Regions from separate parts of the Mus musculus genome. Here region 1 is linked to region 2. Evidence: chromatin loops called from intact Hi-C (ENCODE). Cell type or tissue: heart. All regions are shown on one strand. Links, peaks and the distances in the headings refer to the core of each region. The heading gives the core; the rest is flanking DNA. Region 1 has its middle 140 kb from the start of Cyp26a1. Region 2 overlaps Cyp26a1 (cytochrome P450, family 26, subfamily a, polypeptide 1).

Region 1 (10,809 bases), core at 1,318-9,317, 130 kb before region 2:
GTTTTTAGACTTAAATGGTTTCCTTCCCTCCAAGAAGCCCAGAGAGAGAGGTGCTGGGCCGTGCTGAGAACCTGCCAGCCTGGCCCAGACTCTCCTGGAAGGCTCCCAGACCACACTCCTGATCAAACAGCCAGTGTCTGCGACATGAAAGTACCTTTCCAACCTCAAGCCCCAAGCTGAGGCTTGACTATTTAACCCACTCAGAAGCGCTAAGTATTGCTTTACACAGCTGCCTTAATTGTAGTCAGAAGATATTTGTCTTTGTGTGGCTAGAGTGAGCCAGGACCATTTCTTCGTCTAGGTGTGTGTGTGTGTGTGTGTGTGTGTGTGTGTGTGTGTGTGTGTGTCTGTGTCTGTGTCTGTGTCTGTGTGCCTGTGTATATGTCTCTATGTATGTCTCTGGGTGTGTCTGTGTATGTGTGTGTATGACTGTGTGTGTGTCTCTATGTGTCTGTGTGTATGGTATACATGCTTCAAGCATGTGTGCGTGCATGTTCACACGTGTGTGGTTGCACATATGTGCACATGCATGTGGAGGAACAACATTGATGTTGGGTATCTTCCTCAGACTCTCTTCTTGCTTCTTATGTGTGTCTTTATCTTATTTCGTAGTTTTCATTTAAATTATGATTTATTATTCATTTGTTACTATTTTATATAATACTACTTTTTTAATTAAAATTTTTTCTTTACAATTAAGAATTCCATACATGGATACAATGAAATATGGTCATAGCTATTCCCTAGTTCCCCTTTCTATTTTTTAAGTTACATCCAGCAAAAGGCAGCTCCTGCAAGGTCCTATGTCCTGTGGTTTCCATACTCCATTACCAAGTTCAGTGGACCTGGACATTTCTTTCAGAATGTGACTTCTGGGACCTACTTCAGAATGACTGAAAGAGAGACGTGGGGTGTAGAATGCAGCAGTGTGTGGATGCCTTAAGACCACTGTAAGTGATTCTAAGAACAGCTGGGATAAAGACACGTTGCCATTGCTGTCATCTTGAAATTATGGGAGCATTCCTAGAGGATAGTTTCAGCACTCTGCACTTGTGAAGTGGCACCTGGGAATGTGCCAGGAGTCCCTGTGCTGGGGCAGAAGGAGGCACACTCACCAGGGATGGATTCTTCCAAACCTGGGTTGAAGGGAGTCAGTCTGAGAAGCTCCAGCCTGGGGGCTCACTCATGGGAAGACTTGGATCTTTCATCTGTTCCCAGATAGATCCCTGTGGTGCTGCCTACCCTTGCCAGCCTTGTACCAAGGTAAACTGTCATGCGCAGAACAAGCCACTATATAGTCTTTGTAGCCCTAATCACACTTTCCCAGAACCTCGTCATTCTACACCTCTCCCCCAATCCTACCATCATGCTGGCAACTGAATCCAGGTCCTTGTACATTTCAGTCTAGTGCTCTAACATAAGCCTCATTGCTAACTCACTTTTGATTTGAAAAGTCATGAAGTCTGTTGGTTGCTCTCCACAAACTGATGCCAAGGCCTTATTGCCAAAGACAACATTTATATGTCTCATCAAACAAAGAGAAGCTGAACTAGTGCCTAACTAGAGGCTTTGTTCCTTCTGATGAGCATCTGTGGTACTGCACGATACCAAAGAAGGGTAGTCATCAGCTCAGCTACAAACTCTGTGGCCTGCCTGTGAAAATGCTGGTGGTGCCATAGAGGCAAAGGCATTGTCAGTGTAACCAACCACTCTCTGGTTGCAGTTAAGGCCCACTCCATGAGGTGGAACACATTCCCAATGCTGCTCCAGTGGCCAAGAATCAGAGGCTAGATGGGTTATGGACCTAGGGGAAAATTAGATACTGTTGCTCTACTAAAGAAATGTAGCGGTAAAATGACTCCTAATGACATTCTGCTATACCCATACATCAGTGCCTCTCTCAGCCTTCATCAGAGAGCCTTCTCTTTACAGTACCTGGGAGCTGACACCGGATCCCACAACTGGACATTGGACAGGGTCTTTGGATTAACCAGTCCTAAATGAATGTCTTCATCAAACCCCTTCTTTCAAAGATCAAGGATCTATACAGAAGGGGAGGAGGCAGAAAGATTTTAGAAGCCAGAGGAGATGGAGGACTCCAAGAAATCAGTATCTTCCAAACACAAGACTGATGCACATATGAACTCACAGGGACTGTGACAGCACACACACACAGGGCTGACACAGCTTCAAGCCACACTAGGTCCCAGCAATGAGAGGGGAAAATGGAAATGGGCTTCCAACACTGACCAAGAAGCTACCTGAAGCCTACTTGCAAAGGAAAAATTAGTTTTTACTCATGGCGTCTCACTGGATATGTTAACCACATCTCAAAGTAGGCCCCGTGCCCAAGAGTAGATGACCAACACAAGGTGAACTCAATAGTATTTCTGTAGACCTTTTGTCTCTCTCTCTCTCTTCTCAGACTTGTCTCTTCTTTCATAGACTTTTTGCTTGGTTTAGCTTTTTTTTTTTTTGTCTTTTTGGTCTTTTGCTTTATATACTTTGGGTCTGGAGTTTTTGTGTGAGCCTTTCTTAGTTTTATTTGTTTATTTTAGAGAGAGAGAGAGAGAGAGAGAGAGAGAGAGAGAGAGAGAGAGAGAGAGAGAGAAGGAAAGTGCAGGACATTAGGTGGGAGGAAGTTGGGGAGGAGCTGGAGGCTGTGAAAACTCTGTTCAGAATATATTGCATAAAAGAAATAATAATGTCATGGAGCCTACAGAAAAGTTGTGCATAGGGAAAGTGCAACCCACACTGTATTCTCGTCACCTAGAAATCTTGGTTACCATTTTAGCATATTTGTTCTGAGATTTTTACTTTCTATTCTCTTTCAATAAATGATTCTTCACCCCTAAGCCATTGCAAAATAAGAAGCCAACCACAGCACTCTCCTAACGACTTAGGCATTTCTTTCCAAAAGACAAGAACGTTTTGCTTCTAAGTATAACCAGCACACTTAAGAAAAAAAATTACTTCTTTTGAAACAGGGTCTTACTTTATAGCCTTGCCTGGCCTGGAACTCATTATATAGATCAAGCTGGCCACAAACTCATAGATATCTGCCTGCCTCTGCCTCCCTAGTGCCTGGGTAAAAGGTGTATGCTACCACACAGGACTAAGAAATGTCATATCAGACCAGAGATGCAGGATGCTCAACAGTCAAACACTGCTTGCACAGGCTTCCATCATCCCTGCCAAAAAGGAAACTTAATAGCATATACCGCTATTCTATGATATGGGTTCCTTTCCAAATCTGTATTGTCTCCACAATGTTCTCTGTCTCTGTCTCTCTGTCTCTGTCTCTGTGTGTGTGTGTGTGCGCGCGCGCGCGCGCGTGTGTATACAAATGTATGTAGATATAAAACACCCAAGTAGACCAGGTGTTGTGGTTCACGCCTTTATTCCCAGCACTCAGAAGGCAGAGGCCAGTGGATCATGAGGTCATGGCTAGCCTGATCTATGTAATGTCTCAAAAACAAATAAATAACAAAACTTGGAAACACACATCACATTTAACTATTATAAAAGCCTTTCTTCCCCTCTTCTTTATTGTGATTTTTTTAAAAGCCACACAGACAAACTATTTTGTAAAATATGCTTCAATTTTGCGCTTGTCTGATTGCTTCTTTGTGACGAGGTTCAAGGAGAACGCTTTGGCAAAGACATGAGAGGGTAGCCTTGTGTCTTTCACAACGCCTTTCCGTCAGGAGGCATAATGTGGTCAGTTTGTCTCATTGTAGGCGACATGTGAGTTTGATCATTTGACACAACATTATTTTTCCATTTTAATATGGACTTCAGCAGGATGCTATTTTGAGGCCACGTAACTACCCTGTTCCCTAGTGGTTTTAGCCAGCGCCTTCACCCCTACAGCTTTACTGTCGAAATGGTTGGAAAATAACTCTTTTCTAATGGCAGTATTTTTTTCAACTACTTGATGGTGCTCTTCCGTTGAGAAGGGATTTCACATCTCGCTTCGTATCTGATTATTGTTATTTGGGGATCTTATTAAACTTTTAAAATATTCTGCCCCCCCCCATATCATTATTTCTCTCAGTATTCTTCCTTCATCCTTTTTTGGAAACAGGGTCTCATATATCCCTGTCTGGCCTGAAACTCTCAATCCCGGTGCCTGAATGCTGAGATTACAGTTATGCCCCGCTGCATAGAGTGCTGGAGATAGAACGTGGGGCTTCAGGCTCACTAGGCAAGCAGTCTAGCACCTGAGCCTCTCTCGGAGCCTTCGCCATTCTTTGTGCTTTCAGGGTTAACCAGTGTGAGTGGTTCAAGGTGGCTCCTTGTGAGTGGTTCAAGTGGTTCAAGGTGGCTCCTTGTGAGAGATGTCTTTTGACATCTTATCAGGTTTGAGTGCTGTTTACTTTGAATACAGCAACATTGCAGCCTCGCCTTGTGTTTTCCCTTTCCCAGCCCCAGACTTAGTCATCACTTTTCCAGAGGCTTCTGGTTCTGCGCAGGGCTTATCATCACTTGCCCGTCATTGGCTTTGATGTGAGCAGAACTGGGAAATACAAGTCTATTTTTAGAGGTTGCATTTCCACTCATATTGCTAATTCCCATCAGATGTCCCAGTTCTCCTCTCTTCCCATTCCATTCCCACACCTTCTCCCACAATAAAACCCAAGGTTCTCCAGGCACCAATCTGTGTACTCATTGGGTATGGTATGCACAAAATCATTTGGGAAGAACTTCACCACAATCACCTTCTACCACAAGACCTAAAGAAAGCAAAGGTTCCTGCAGTTTGGTAGCACTTCTCCCACAGGGTGGGCAGTTAGTGACTGTCTTCGGGGTCTTCTTGGATTGGTTCTTTCTTCTCTGCATTCACACAATATAACTTTGATCTACTGTTGAGTTTGAATATTTATATTATTGAGGACAAGTTCAAGGTCATAGGTTGTCTCTCTCAGAACCTGGAGGATAAAAACATGTGTGGTTAACTCAATGTGAACCCATGCGTTTGGTCACTGATGGAGCTGTGGAGCCCACTGGGGAGATGAACCAGGCCTTCTCCTCTGTCACATGATAATGGAAAATGAACACACATAGCACAGTCCTGCAGAGCCTAAGCCAAGCAAAGTGTCCAGCTCTGACCTTCAGAGGTCAAAGTTTGTCTTGTTATTTTAGAGCTTCCAACAGAGAAGAAAAGGGGGCCAAGAGAGGGACTGACATGAAGGAGAGAAAGGAAAGGCAGCTGGAGACAATAGCATCTGGCATACAGGCTTGTGATGCCCTGTGAGGCCCATACTGCCTCAGCCCGGTCTAGCCTCTCTCTCAGTTCCCTTTGCAAAGCAGGCAAGTTGGAATGGGAGAGGAAACCCTGCTGTCTAGGCGTGTTAAACAGCTGGGAGCCGCTTAGAGACTTCAGGTGCTCTACCATACCCAACACTGACCAGGTCTCTCTTCCAACCAGCCCTGGCCAGAGAGATCTCAGCAGCCCCTCCCTTGTGGGCACGGGGTGGATTCCCTGTTACCTAGGTGCCACAGGGTGGTGCTGGCGTCCTTGTGTCAGCAGGATAAGAGTGAAGAAGGTAAGATTCTCCTGAATGAGAGGCAGCTCTAGTAAGGAGCCTTCACTGTCACGACCCTGACTTGGGCAGGAGCTAAGAGCCAAGTCTCCTCACTCTGGGATCTGGTTTTTTGTTTTTGTTTTTTTGCTGCCAGGGCATAAAACAAAGCTAGAACATCCCAAAGGTGAGTTGGTTAGGAGAAAGCCTGGGTGAGGATGAAGAGATGGATCCAGATGCACGAGTCTCATCTTGGTACCACCTTCCCACCAACAGCTTGCCAATGGAAGCCTGTCTGCCCTCTGCATGAGCTGAGGGACTGACTGCTGGCCTGTGGGACAGCTCTTCCCTCTGCCTCCTACACCCACACCTCGCTCTACTTTTCTGAAACAATTAACTCGTATTTCCCTAAAGCAGAATTTCCAGTGCAATTTAAAATGTGATGTCTCTAAATTTGGAGCTGATGGGTAATTAAATTAAAACTAATAATAATTTAAAAAAAGACACGAAGTTGGGGTGGGTAAGGGAGCAGAGGTGGAGGAGTTCAGGGGGTTAATATGATTAAAGTATTTTTATATGGGATTTCCTAGAGATTAATAAAATACGTATTCATAAATAAATTTTTAAAATTAAAAAGAAATGGTAAGGTATGACCCCTCCAAGAGAAATGTTAAATCTCCATAGCAAATCTTCAGGTGTAGCCATTAGCACAACAATAGATTCAGGCAGCCTTCCCCTGACTTTATATTCAAGACCGGGGACTTCGGGACCTTGGTACTGAAGACCTTGGCACAGAAGCCTGGCTCAGAATGGAGAAGCAAGAGTTTAGAGACGCTGAAGGGTTCTCCTCTCCTAATTAATTTGCTCTTTTGAGCTATCATAGAACGTTTGAGCCTGAGTAAAATCAGATACACCATAATATTTCTTTCAATAACAACCTGGCCAAAAAAAAAAACCCAAAAAACTCTCAAAATTCAAATCACCTCAGACAACAACAGTGTCAAAATGGAACATGGCCAGGGTCCAGGCAAAGTTAACAGTAACACATCTCTTCCTCCACTCACGTTTTGCTCTGTCTTTCATTATCGACAAGATCCTCTTAAGGAAACATGAAAGAAGATGGCTGAACAGAAGCATGGAAGCTGAAGACTCAGGCCAGAATGGAACAATCGCTAGCGTCTATTTCAGTGTTTCTCAACCTGTGGGTCTCGATCCCTCTAGGCTCAACACCCAAGGGTCTTGGCAAACAGATATTTATTATATGTAAGTACACTGTAGCTGTCTTCAGACACCCCAGAAGAGGGCATCAGATCTCATTACAGATGGTTGTGAGCCATCATGTGGTTTCTGGGATTTGAACTCATGACCTTCAGAAGAGCAGTCGGCACTCTTAACTGCTGAGCCATCTCTCCAGCCCAAACAGATATTTATATTACAATTCATAACAGTGGCAAAATTACAGTCATGAAGTAGCAACAAAAATGACTCTATGGCCGGGGGATCACTACAACATGAAGAGTTGTATTAAAAATTCGCAGCACTAGGAAAGTTGAGAACCACTGTTAGGTTGCTTTGGTTATCTTAACGGTGACCAAGAGTCCTAGAGAGCCACAGGTGCTAGAAAGTATGAAAGGAAGAGTGTCTTTAGAAGTGCTATCTTTTGGAATATGTCAAACTGAGAGACTAAGCAGACAGGTTTACTAATGGGGAAACCAGCCCTGAGGGGGAAAAAAATATCTGTATTAAAGGATGTAGGGAGAGTCACTCAAAAGTTCAAAGAAATCCAAGCAAAGGAAAGAAAAAAGAAAAACCCAACAATAATTAGTTCCAGGAAACTGAAAATTAATACACGAAAATAAATATCATGATAGTGCACCATTTGGCTCAACATGAGACAAAAATTAACTGTGTTTTGATATTTTAATACTATAAACTTGTTAGCGTAAACTTAACTGCGTTCAATTAGTATTTTGATAGAAAGTTACTTTGAAAGCTTTTAGCGACTTTAGAACTTCTCCAATATGTTAAAGTAGTTGGGGTCTGAGTTCAGAGCGACTTTTGGCAGAGTTGTATCGTGATCTCCTGTGATTCGTTCTCCAACCGCCTTCCTTCAAAGGCTTCCAATTCAGAGTAGGCAGTAGAAACACCCAAGTCATCACATCTTCGGGTTCAAGTACATCAGGAGTATTGGCAGGCTGTGTTGTCACCTCTCAAGGCAACCTAGAATAGTGGACAGGGTTTTAGTCCAGGCCATGCCATCATCGAGTTGAGGGCCTGCAGATCTTTTCAGCTGAGGTGGCCGTCCAACCCCTTTCAGTTTAAGATAACTTTAAGATGACTTGCCATCCTGAATTGGAAGGATCAGGGCCCTTAGGGCCTGAGCAGTGACCAAAGGACATTTCCTAGGGGATCATCCCTAGACAGACTGTGCATGTCTATGACTACCACTATTACTTTATTTCATGGGCATTGCTGTTTCGCCTACATGATGTGTGAAGGTGTCAGACGCCCTGGAACGGGGAGTTCCAGACAGGTGTGAGCTGCCATGGGGATGCTAGGAATTGAGCCTGGGTCCTAATCTTGTGACTCTTTATGCCTCATGTTGTGATGATCCCCAACTATAAAATTATTTTTGTTGCTACCTCATTAACTGTAACTTTGCTACTGTTATAATCATAGTGCAAATATCTGTTTTCCAGTGGCAACCTGATCTCATTTGGGGGGGGGGAACCTTTGAGAAAAGATCATCCCCTCCCAAGGGGTCGCGACCCACACGTTGAGAACCCCTGTTCTAACTGCCCTCAGTGGTGGAGACAGTCTTCAGGTAAGAAAAACACTGCTTTGAAGGTGGAGCAGATCACCACAGGCTCTGAAGCAGTGCTGGGTTACAGCTACCAGGGAGTCTACCTGATTCATCTGTGAGTGGCAGAGCCACGGCGCCCAAGATGCAGGATATCCTGGGCGGGGTCGTTCACGGTCCTCTGGCTGGGGAAATATCTGTCTTTTGTGGGCAAGGAATTACCAGCATTTGGAAGAACAGATTTCCTTCCCAGAAAACTAAAGTTTAATATGGACTGGGAGAAGTTCCCTGGTTACTCACCTGCCCAAACCTCTCTCCTCCACCATGCTGGGCATGTGGCAACCCCTACCTGCTACCCACCCCCAGCCCACTGCCAAACTCTGTTCCTTCCCTCTTCAAGATCTGGAATCTCCAATAATTCCAAAGTGGTATACAGGAGAAGAGAAGGAGGGGGAGAAGGAATTATCTAGGCATTGCAAATGTTCATAACTGTTTAGAGTGCTCCCTGCGGACCACTGCAGTCAGGCCAGGGAGTAAGACTGTTAAGATTGAGTTTGGGGGTAGAGTTGTCTCCGCTGTTAAGCACACTGGCTGCCCTTCTAAAGGTCCTAAGTTCAATTCCCAGCAACCATGTGGTGGCTCACAACCATCTGTAATGGGATCCGATGTCCTCTTCTGGTGTGTCTGAAGACAGCAACAGTGTACTAATATACATAAAATTAAAAAAAATAAATCTTAAAAAAATACAGAGTTTGAGCAGAGAAGGTTGGTAGAGCCAGGGCAACCAACAGTTTCCAGAGCCAGAGTCCAAATGGAGATGCAGTCTGTAGGGTACACAGAAGGTGCCAAATAAGCACTTGCCTCCTTCTTTCCTTTTGTGAAGTGTTTTCACACTCAGGGTTCGTTTCACCCAGATATCAGCTCTGCACAGTGACTGAGAAGATGTCCTATCTGAAAACCCAAGAGCTCTAGAAACACAGAATGTTCCAGAATTAGCTATAGAGTTAGGAGGGCTAGCGATCTTTCAGTGTCTTCCATGGTACTCTGTCTCAAGAACAAGTACTATGCACCCACAAATAGCTGTCTGTAGTGCACGTGGGACCATGTTACCAGATAGACGTAAGAACTGGCAAGGTCGAGGGAGCTCAGACCCCAGCAATCTCAGAGATTCCTGCCCTAGAACACGTCCATTTACTAATTGCATCAATATAGTGTATGACTGAATCATACTTCCCTAGATTAATATACTCAAGTTCTAACCCTCACAATACCTCAGAATGCTTCTGTACATTGAGATAGGACTTATAAAGGTGCCATTAAGGTAAAATGAAATTATAGATATGAATCTTAACCGACAGAACAAGTGCCTTTAAACATTTTAAAAATTATATTTATTTATCATATTCTATATTTGAATGTTTTGCTTGAATGACTGTAATATAACATGCATGCTTGGTGCACTTGGAGGCTAGAAAAGGGCATTGCATCTCCTGTGTGATGGTTTGTACCTGCTTGGCCCAGGGAGTGGCACTGTTGGGAGGTGTGGCCTTGTTGTAGTAGGTGTGTGACTGTAAATGTAGGCTTAAGACCCTCATCCTAGCTGCCTGGAAGTCAGTCTTCCACTAGCAGCCTTCAGATAAAGATGTAGAACTCTCAGCTCTGCCTGTAGCATGTCTGTCTAGATGCTGCCATGCTCCCACCTTGATGATAATGGACTGAACCTCTCTGAATGTGTAAGCCAGACCCAATTAAATGTTGTCCTTTATAAGACTTGCCTTGGTCATGGTGTCTGTTCACAGCAGTAAATCCCTAACTAAGTAAGACACTCTGGACCTGGAGCTACCCATGTCCTCTGCAAGAGCAGCAAGTGCTCTGACTGTGAGACATCTCTCCAGCCCCTGATGTCTGTATAAGAAGAGGGATTTAGGCACCTAAAGAGTTAGGCATACAAACTGAAGGTCAAGGCATCAGGTTCCCACAGGGAAAGATAGAACTCCCCTTGCTGTTCAGAGCTTTGTGTGAGCTCTCTGCAGCTGAGCTGGTTAAGGCTGAGGGTTGGGATGACCAGGGGAGCAGTGCAGACAGCCTGGGGTGGAGGTGAGGGGTGCATAGCCAGAATTCAGCGGGCCATGTGACAGTTATCACCTGGTTTTAAAACAGGTGCCCTTCCAATTCATTCCCAGGGAGGCAGCGGATTATGGACTACACCACACCCAGAAGCCCAAGAGAACAGAAATGATCCTATGGTGGGGCTAGTGAGATGGTGCAGCCTGGAGACATCTGATGATCTGAGTTTGATCCCCAGAGCGCACACAAAGGTAGAAGGAGAGGACCAAGCCCATTAGGTTTTTCTCTGGCTGCCCACATGTGCTGGGGTAAGCATGTGCCTCTTCTAAACACAATGATGCACACATACAATAAGAATAAAGTTGAAAAGAAGTGATCCTATGGCCACTGGCTCAAAGGGAGAGCAAGGAACCCCCC
Region 2 (10,387 bases), core at 2,388-10,387:
CACCGCTGTCTAGGATTCCGGGTGAAGGGAATCTGACACCTTCTTCTGGCCTTTGAGGGCACCAAGCACTCATGATGCATAGACATACCTGCAGACAAAACATCCATAAACATAAAATACTTTTTTCAACTTTATAAAAGGCTGCTGACATTTTCTAAAATAATAAAACTCAAAATTAAAAAAAAAAACAAAAAACAATTCCCAGTGGATCCAGAGAGATGGCTCGGTGATTAAGTACAAATATTAGTCTTGCAGAAGACCTGAGTATCATTCCCAGAATACACATCTGGCAGCTCACAAGCACCTGTAACTGTCTATAACCCTCCATCTGCAGAGTCAATCCAGAGTCAAGCACTGTGGATCAGGGCTAAGCAGAAGGATCATTTGAATCCTCTATTTCAAAACCAGCCTGGGCAACATAGGGAGACTCTGTCTCAAAAATTAGTTAACTGCATCTGCATCCCAGATATTATGATGCATCGGAAGTGAAGTGACGTGAAATATCACTTGGAGTAGTCACTCTGTACACTTTAGCTGGTTTTCCTAGAATGCCAAGAAGTTAGAGTTGAATAACTCATAACTGTGTCCACAGACAAGTAGAGGTTTTCAAAGAGTAGAACCGAAAGATTTTTCTATTTTAGTTCTTGACTAGGGGGTCAAAAAACATCACATGTCGACTGGCTAGACAGCAACTGTCTTCTCCACCCTGAGCCACAATCTTCTTGGACAGGAAATAAAACATTCCCTTACCCACAACTGGCTGCCAGAGAATGAGCACATGACCTGGGATCTGCCAATCAAGTGCAACAAGAACATTGATTGCCTGCCCTTGAAAATGGAGAAGCAAGGCTGGGCTCAAAAGATGGCTCATCCAGAGTCTCAAGTGACCACAGAACCCGGACTTCTAATCTGCCTGACTCATTCCAAGGTGGTTTGAATGAGAATAGTCCCCATAGGCTTAGAGATTTGAATGCTTGGTCACCAGGGAGTGGCACTATTTGAAAGGATAGGAGGTGTGGCCTCTTTGGAGGAAGTGCGTGTCACAGAGGTTTCAGAAGCTCAAGTCGGGCCCAATGGTTCTCTTTTCTCTTCCTGCTGCCTGTGGGTCTAGATGCAGAACTCTGGTCTACCTCACCAGCACCACGTCTGCCTCCATGCTGCCATGGTGCCCACCATGATGAACAATGGACTAAACTTCTGAAATTGTAAGCAATTCCCCAATTAAATGTTTTCCTTTGTAAGAGTTGCCATGGTCATGGTGTCTCTTCATAGCAATAGAACACTAAGACCCACCCCCACCCTGGGTTCTAAGTATCAAACCCAGGGTTTTATTGTATACAAGGCAAGCATAAACTTGCCAACTTCAATTGCTCTACAGACCTAGACCCTCAAAGTCTTAATTACAAAATCAGTACAAGTGCTTTACAACCAGAAGAAATGTCCAAAATGTCTCCTGGAAGCATGAATAATCTCTTTGCTAGCCATCTCACATGACTTAGCTAGGTCCTTTCTGCACCTTGTTCGCCTAATAAAACGGACTGCCAAAGTCATCCTTCAAGGTGAGATGTCGTCTCTACACTCACCCTACTAAAGCTCTATAATTTCCCACAAAATAAATGCGATACTATTTTTTTCAAGCATTCGTTGCGTGGGCATGTTCTTAGATACCCACTGTGGTTTCAAACAAGCATCTTCTTTGGTGTGGTTAAACTCATTTTTCTGAACCAAGCCTTTAGAAACGAAGCATTAATTTTTTTCCATAAGGCTGATATACAAAGATACCTTGGAAAACAATGCTCGGAGTGTCTGAAACTGGAAACAACCTAAGTGTTCAGCAGTCTCCCTTATCTTCGTGTGGGGAGGAGGGACCGGGGATTTCAATGGTCAAAAGGTGCTTTATAAGAACCGCAACCCAAGCTCCAGGCAGAGCTGGGACTTTTAGGTTCCCTCCAACAATGAAACTTTAGCTGTCCTTCCTTTGGTGATGAAGCGGGAACTAAAAGCAAGAGGTGTCTCAAGGTTAAGTTAAACGAAGCACAGGCAGATTACTGTTTTACCCCTGAAACCAGTGAGCCTGAGACTGAGAAAACTCAAGTCAAGTTTTGCTTACACCTAGAAAGTCCTAAGCCTCAAGGTGCATCAAATTGCCTTGGACTCTCACTAAACGCATGTGGATTCAGGACATGTGGGGTGCTGTCTGAGAAGCTACAGCACTGAGTGACCAAGTGAAGTAAAAGTTGCTAGTCCATAAAATAGACTGAAAAAAGGGATGGAGATCAGGACCTATGAGACAGTTCCAAGGGACAAAGCACTTGCTGCGTAAGGCTGAAGACCCAAGTTCAATCCCTAGAGCCCACATGAAAGTGGAAGGTGGGCTTTGTCCTCTATCTTACACACACACACACACACACACACACACACACACACACACACACAAATACTTAAGTACCAAGAAATCCATAAGTCCTAAGCAAACCAGGACAGCTTGCCACCCAGTGATTGGATTATCCAAATCAGAGCCCAGGGACACAGAGGCCTGAAAAAACGACCGGGTGAAATTAGCTTGTTGAAAACATTGGCAAGCTGAAGAGTTTAAGCATCTACCCTCTCAGGCTTCTCCCGGGATTCTTGTCTGCAACCCTGGACCATATGACTCCTGAGACTCCGTTCAGATGAGGGCTTTCCTTAATGTCAGCAGCATCAGTAAGCAATGGGTGCTAATGATATGGAAATAAAGGATTTCTCAGAAACAGGGCCAAAAGCAAAGCACTTGAGGGAAAAGGAAAGAAAAGCACCCACGCCTTCCTCTAGACATACCGTGTTAGCCGACCTCCAAATGGCCCTCGAGGTCCCCAGTTACAGAATCACCTAAGGAGACAGCTCACCTGTGTCATCAGCAGAATGCTGTTGGCATAATAACGTGTGGTTTTCAGAGTTAGGTAGTAAAAGTCATTAAGGTCTCTCACTTGCTCCTGGTTTGGGATCGACTGTTCTGAGCAAGGACAGCTGCCACGCGTCACAGAAACTCAAGTCACCCTGTGGAGAGTCCAAGTGAGGAGCAAAGCCTTCGTCTCAGAAGACACACCCTTGTAGCTCTACTCAAGGCGTGGGTGACTTCATTCCTGGTCAGTGAGAACCAAGGGAACCACTCAGATGAACTCTTTCTTTAAAATATAAAGCTTTCTCTTTACTTACTTAATATGTATGGGTACCTGGTGCCCTCAGAAGGGCAGAAAGGTTGTTAGGTCTCCTGGAACTAGAGTCACAAACAGTTGTGGGCTGCCATGGGATTGCTGGGAATTGAACATGGGTCCTCTGGGTGAGCAGGCTGTGCTCTTAACAACAGCCATCCCTCCAGACCCTGAGATGAACCCTTGACAGAGCCCTCTAAGAACCCCACTGCCCCAAGAACTAAGATCCAAGAAGATTCAAACTAGCAGCTAATAAGGCCACAAACAACTTTCATCTTGCTTACACATTAAAAAAAAAAAAATAAAGAAAATTGACTCCAAAATCTAAAAAGCTGTTCCCAAGCAAATCAGAATGTCCAACACCTGACACTACTGAAAGCGCTTGAGATACAGAGGTCTTCACGCCTTCAGATGAAGAACAGATCAGGGCTGAGCAGCAACTACCTACATCAGATGGTACCTGTGTTCCCCATGTCTGCACATCAACCGCCTGGCTCTGGGTACATCATATCACTTGCTGGCCCTGCTAAGTTTGCACTCACGAATCGGATTTGCTTTCACTGGTGAAGCTTGGTGTAATCCCTGGACCACGAACATCAGCACCGCTCGGGGGCTAGCTATAGATGTTAATTCTTGAGTTAGTGCAGAAAACCTCGGGGGGAGCCAATCTGTATTTCAGCAAGTCATTGTCAGTCCTGCTATACACTCACATCTCACAAGCATCTTGCCTCTGTGTCTTAGTTACTTTTCTATTGTCACGAGGAGACAGCACGTCCAAGACAGCTTAGAGAAGAAAGCGTTTACTGGGGGCTTGCTTACCGTTTCAGAGGGTAAGTTCGGGAAGCGTGGCAGCAGGCGTGGAGCTGTAGCTGAGCGATTATGCACTGAGACAACAATCAGGAGACAGAGCAAAAGCCAACGGGAATGGGTTTTGAAACTTCAAAGCCCATCCCCAGTGACACATCTGTCAACAAGGCCACCCTTCTAATTCTTCCCAAACAGTTCCACCAACTGGGGACCAATCATTCAAATATATAATAAGTCTATGTGAGCTATTCTCATCCAAACCACCACACTCAGCTCCAAAATGTGTGAGGGTACAGCTCTACCACCAAGCAGGTTCCGCCACTAGCCTCACCCAAAATGCTAGCAAACTGTACCTTGTGTCAGGCTTTGTGTAAAATTCACTGCGGCTGCAAACCCCCAGCTTCTCACAGCGCTGTCCTGAAGCTCTCTGGGGCATGGAAGGAGCAAGAATCTGTGCAGTTCAGTTTGGAAGAGTCTCCTCGTCTGCCCTCTGACTGGCACAAATAACCAGTGTCCTGGGCTTTGTTCTTTGTTGTTGTTCTTGTCCAAGTTGAGCAAGTCCTTTAAGACCCTGGCTCATATTCTCTGCTGTAACTTTAGGATTCTGGGGAACCTGAATTCTCCCAGTTGTAGTCTCAGACCCTCAGGAGTACATATTCACAGGCCTTCCAGCCCGAAAAGTCAGCGACTGGTTGATATTAAATGGTCTTTCCACTTCAGAGTACCAAGTCCCCTCACCGAGTATGAAACAGGTCCCTGTTGCATTGGGTGGCACTGCTATACTTCATGAACTCAGGGGGCTGTCCTTACTGAATTTATTTTGTCACCTTATAAGCAGCATGCCTTATCTGCCTTTCCAATCCAAATGAATCTACTAGTAACTTCAAGTTAACAGTCTGGAAGCATCTACTATTACCAAGTAAACAGAGATTTCTAAGCCCTCAATGGACTAAGAGTTTGGCAGGGGAGGGAAATCTTACAATGTGGGGCATTTTTTTTGTACTGAAGTGATGTGGTTACAAATATTGCAACATGATAACTCTCACCCAGAAAACCCACCGCACAACCCAGAGCTAAGCCTCCACCCCTGTGTTCCCGGGGTTCTAACTGGAGTTGACTCTACTTCAAAGAAAGGAAAGCTTGTTTGGCCAAGGACCCATGGAGCATTGGTTTCAGGACTGTGACATGCTGTTAAACCACACCGTGTAAGCTTGCGGCCACTGAGATTTTTCCAAGGATGAAAGTTTCACTTTTCAAAGAAAAAACATGGCACCATGTAAGTCGAAGAAACACCAAGTAGTATTGCAGAGGCGCTCTCTCCTAAAGAGCACCTACTATGTGTGAGCATATCCTGGAGGAGAGCAAGAAAGTATCCGAGTTGACTAAATGTACATGATTAGCATGATGAAAAGCATCTCCTAACCTTGGGTAGCTTTTCAGGAGGTAGAGAGAAGGGAATGGTGGGGTGGACAGAGTCCCGTGTCAGTGCATGGAAGACAGGAGAAGAGAAAGATCTGAGGCATAGTGGACTGAATGGTCGCCATAAGACAGCTGAGAGATGTGGGGTGTTGAAGCAGACCCAGAAATCGCAGTTGAACGCTACAGCTCACAGGGTACCAGGTGCCTCTGTACCTCCATCTCACCTAGTCCTAAGGCGAGGACTGCGGAAAGAGCTAGAAGGAAGAGTGAGGAGGGGAACCTGTCTCCCAAGACTGTTATTAATGTGTATTTCAAAGGAAGGAAGGAAGGTGTCAGAGGAACTAACTAATTAATACAGGATGAACGGTCGGAGCTTTGCCACTGTTTAGCTGTGAAGGAGAATGGGAAAGCCATTTAACCCATCTTCACCACCCAGCTTGCGTTTGAATGCCCCTGCTGACCAGGAGCTTGCTCCCACCCCCGCCCCCAAGGTCACAGGTTTCATCACCAAAGAATTCTAGCTACTCCTTCACACACGGTATTGGTAACCTCTTCCTCTGGCTCACCTCCTAAGCAAATGCTCTGTTCAGAAGGACAGGTCTGAACCTGTTATTTACAACAGTTTTGACCTGTTGATTTTTAGGAGCCACCACTACCCCTCTAACATCCACAGCCCTCTCTCTCTTCTTAAGATTTCAGTTTATTTTGCCAGGTGTGACTGCCTTTAGGGCACTCCAGAGGCTGAGGCAGGCAGATCTCTGAGTTGGATGCCAGCTACACACACACACACACACACACACACACACACACACACAGAGAGAGAGAGAGAGAGAGAGAGAGAGAGAGAGAGAGACAAACAGACAGACAGACAGACAGAGAGACAGACAGAGAGACAGAGACAGACAGAGAGAGACAGACAGAGACAGACAGAGAGAGACAGAGAGAGAGAACACAGGTACCCTTGGAAGTCAGAAGATACTGTCAGATCTGCTGGAGCGGGAGCTACAGACAGTCGTGAGCTGCCCAGTGCGGGTGCTGGAAACCACACGTGGCTCCTCTGTAAGAGCGGAACGTGCTTTTAATGGCTTTGCTCTCTCTCCAGCTCCAACAGTGCTTTTTCTCAAGGGATGGTTCCAGAACTGAGTTCAGGCCATCTAAACACTAATTAGGCTGCCTATGTTTTCTTGGAAAACTGGGGTAACATAGCATAGATTAAAATATGGACAATGTGGGAAATCCAGAGTGCACAGCTGACTACCTCTGGAACTGTGTAATGGTCTAGGTAAACCTGGAGTATGTGATCCCTTCTTGGGGGAGGGGCAGGCCTTTTGTGGAGTACTAGCTAAGTTATTGGGTTGTCTTCAGCTTCTCACTATCTAGAGGTCAAAGCAGCCTTGAACCGGAATGTGTCAACTTTAGATTTCATGGTCACTGGTGGAAAAACTTTCACGGTCACAGGTACCCTGGGCTTGGCATAGAAGGGAGAAGCCCGCCCCCTTGTGGACATCTTGGGGTTTGCAAGGTGCAAAAGCCCTGAAACCACCACAAGGGATAGGAAAGATGGAGCCAACTCTGCAATCTCCCATAGCTCCAATTCACCTGTTGCTTATGAAGGAATTGTACTGTGGCAGGGACAGAAGAGGTGACAGGATGCAGGAAAGATAAATTTAGGAGATAGTGACCCCTCAGCTATAGAACCTTGGAAAGATAATAGGTAAGTGTTAGAAAAGGGGTGGAGGTGGGCAGAAGAGGCATCAGGAAGTCTTTTCTGATTCCAAAACTCCTGGTGTGTCTCCTCTAGGTCTCCAGCCTGCTAAGACTACAGTCTTTCGGAATGTGGAAGAAGCCCTTCCCTTCACATCCCTGTCCTGATAATGATCTGTGTGGTGGGCGACACCACACCTCTGACTGAAGACAAAGGCACAGGAATTGACAAGGCCAAACACCACAGGAAGGAGGCAGCGGACTCCAGCCCAGTGTGGCGAGCCCACCTACCGACACAGTGATTGTAGGCTCCCATCACCATAGGGAGCTCTGGGAGTCCCGAGGGCTTGTTTCCTACAGCCATGGCCCTCTTTCCACAGCTTTAGCCAAGGCTACCTCATTTCTCCATCGCATGGGTACTGACCCACAGGTACTGGTACCATAAACAAACCTGTCCCAGGTACGTGTGACCCAGGCTCACTTATGTCCGTTCAGTCAGTCTCATACCACGCACCTCACTGCCTTCACTCAACACCCTCTGCATTATCAGAGAGCGCACTGGGGATGTATCTTTGAGGTGGATCCTGGATGATATAACTGAGCTAAAGGTTGAGAAGAAAACCATGAGCTCTCCAGAGGGGAAGAAAACTTCAGGTGGCTTTTAAGAAGTTGAGTTATATGTTAAAATGGCTCGAGTTTCCTACAGAACTCGGCTCATGGAGATTCACAGTCCTCCTGTAACCAAAGACACTGCTGTTAAAAGCCAATCACCCTTCAATAAAGTGCATAGTGTCGAAACCTCCCTAAAATGACCTTGTATAAGTTTTTCTGTGATTGTTGATGTCCCACCCCACCCCCCACCCCAGGCTGGCTCAATCTATCTGCAAAGATCTCGGGCAGACATTCTGCAGAGGAAGGGCTCCATTTTCACAGTATAGAGTCCGGAAGCTTTGGCCACTTGTCTCCTTTCTTTATGTTGTAGCATTGCATTGTGGGTTACTCAATAAGCTCTCGAAATAGCAGAAGTATCCAACAACAAGAACAACTCATGTTCTACCCAAACGCTAAAGTCAGGTAGATTGCGCAAGTCTAACTATGGACCGAAAGCTGTTCAAACACCTATTTCAGACCACCCGGTTCCCGTGACATTGCCAAATTCTCAAATTGTAATGAAAATTTTAAAGTCCAAAACCTACAAGCCGTCCAGAGGTTCCAGCGAGCAGGTTGTGCCATTTCAAAACGGGGGAATGTGCTTGCATAAGCCAGTCACCGTGGCTAACCTCTCTGGAGTGAGTTCGGCCTTCCGTTCAGAACGTGGTCATGCCAGGGTCAGAACTGTGACAAAACCGCGCTCTCGCGGAGGTTAGCCAAGGTTCACAGGGTCACGACTGGGCCATTTTATCAGTCATGTCAGACTCAACCCTATTGCCAGAGATAGATAAAAACTTTATCTGTCAGCCCGCTAAATCTGCCCCTGCTGCCTCATCTTGAATAAAGAAAGCCTGGGCTCTGCTTATCTAAACCAGCCTTTCCCAGCAAGGATCCCTGAAGCACCTTCTAAGGAAAGGTGACACACCAGTGGTTTTCTTCTCTGTTTCATTTTGGGTAAGAACTGTCCATAACCAGAGGGGCTGGCTCTGTCTTATCTAAAATATCAACTTCAAAGAGGAGTTCTGCCTCCTCCATATGACAGGGATTCATTATGCTGATTTAAAATGTTAGCTATGCTGACCCCGTTGCTCTGGGATGATGCTTCCCGACTCACCAGCAGCAGTGTTGCCTTCCCAAAGTTGCCTTCTCTCTAGAGTAAAACCAACGACCACCACCAAATAACTGCAGCATCCCAGGTTTACCTCCCAAAAGCACCAAAGAAAAAGAATCTAGAATTAACGTTGGGCTGAAAGGGAGAGGCAGCGCCTTAATGACAAAGGGCTTGCCCTAGAGGTGTGAAGCCTTCGATCCAATCCCCAGCACCATAAAAATGTAAATAAATAAATAAATAAATAATGTAATATAACTAGCCTCCATACAATTTCAAAATATGAAGTCTCAATGACCTTAGAAAAAGTTACAAAGATACCTTTGGATCAGCATACACATAATAATATATATTTTCTGACATGGGGGAGAGACCTATGGTTTCACTCTAAATCATTTTAAATACACAAAGTACAAACACTGAGCCAGTCAGATTCCCTAACAGGACTTTTTGTTGTAGTGTTTGTTTAAGACAGGATTTCTGTAGCCCAGGCTAGCCTTGAATGCCTGCTCTTCTTGCCTCCACCTTCCAAGTCCTAGTATTACAGCAATGTACCACCATGGGCAGCTTGCCAACAAGAATCTTAAAAAGCAAGAGAAGCACTTTTTAATTTTACTTTATTGGGAAATCATACAAATTCATTATTTTAATATTTAAGACCACGGGACTGTAGTAGAGACACATAAATATCATACTATACATTTAGAAATTAAATAAAGTCAACATGACACTATTTTAAAAAAAACAATATACACTTCAAATAAGTCCAAGAATTGAAATAGCTATCAGATATCTCCCTGGAAGTGGGTAAATCTTGCAGGGAGATTGTCCACAGGGTACACAGTGGGGCTTGTCTTCATTGTAGGAGGTCCATTTAGAAGCTGCCAATCACAGTGCCTAGCCAGCTCCACTGTAAATATCTTAAGAAGAATTTTTGCAAACTCTTTGCCTACACAGCTCCGAAGGCCTCCTCCAAATGGAATGAAGCTGAACCGGGAAGCATCCTCTGGATGAGGCACTATAAAGCGGTCGGGATTAAATTCCTCCTTGTTAGTGAAGATATCTGCCACATCGTGGGTGTCACAGATACTGTAAATAACATTCCAGCCCTTGGGGATCTGGTATCCCTGTTTAAAAAAAAAAAAAAATCCTAAGAATTGACAATCCCGGCCCTGAGCTTGCAACAACAAAAAGTCATTACTAGCATGGATGGCATTAAGAGAGGAGAGCAAATTGGTTCCCAGTACCATAGGAGGCAGGACACTGTCAAGGGCAGTGAGCCACTGCTCTGGGCAGCTGATGCTCAACAGCATAGCAGAGTGGACGTGGACGAGGGCTGGGGGTGGGGGACAGGAGGTGCACTCACATTCAGCTCAAAAGTCTTCAGAGCAACCCGAAACCCTCCTGGAACCGGAGGATTCAATCGCAGGGTCTCCTTAATGACACACCCAGTGTATTTAAGCTGTTCCAAAGTTTCCATGTCTAACTTGTTGTCTTGATTGCTCTT

The links. A loop is a pair of places that touch in the nucleus more often than their neighbours do. Peaks named below come from ENCODE experiments on the same cell type or tissue, not always from the same donor. Only the 100,000 strongest peaks of a DNase experiment are listed, where the experiment ranks them.
Region 1: a loop joins it to region 2, with 2.6 times the contacts of the local background. A loop is called at or near these places in 6 of 42 quality-filtered maps.

Annotation. Positions count from the first base shown.
Region 1 is chr19:37,831,793-37,842,601 of GRCm38, reverse strand. No RefSeq gene overlaps it. Among named protein-coding and RNA genes, the nearest start is that of Cyp26a1, 140 kb to the right of the region's middle. In heart, for the core only: a CTCF peak has its summit at 5,509; no DNase peak of the experiment used is centred there; H3K27ac peaks cover 932 bases.
Region 2 is chr19:37,700,630-37,711,016 of GRCm38, reverse strand. It overlaps Cyp26a1 (cytochrome P450, family 26, subfamily a, polypeptide 1), which reads right to left. Exons shown (of 7, transcript NM_007811.2): 6 at 10,247-10,387; 7 at 9,481-10,007. The coding sequence ends at 9,666. Among named protein-coding and RNA genes, the nearest start is that of Cyp26a1, 8.0 kb to the right of the region's middle. In heart, for the core only: a CTCF peak has its summit at 6,917 (motif pointing left); a DNase peak (open chromatin) is centred at 6,876; H3K27me3 peaks cover 4,435 bases.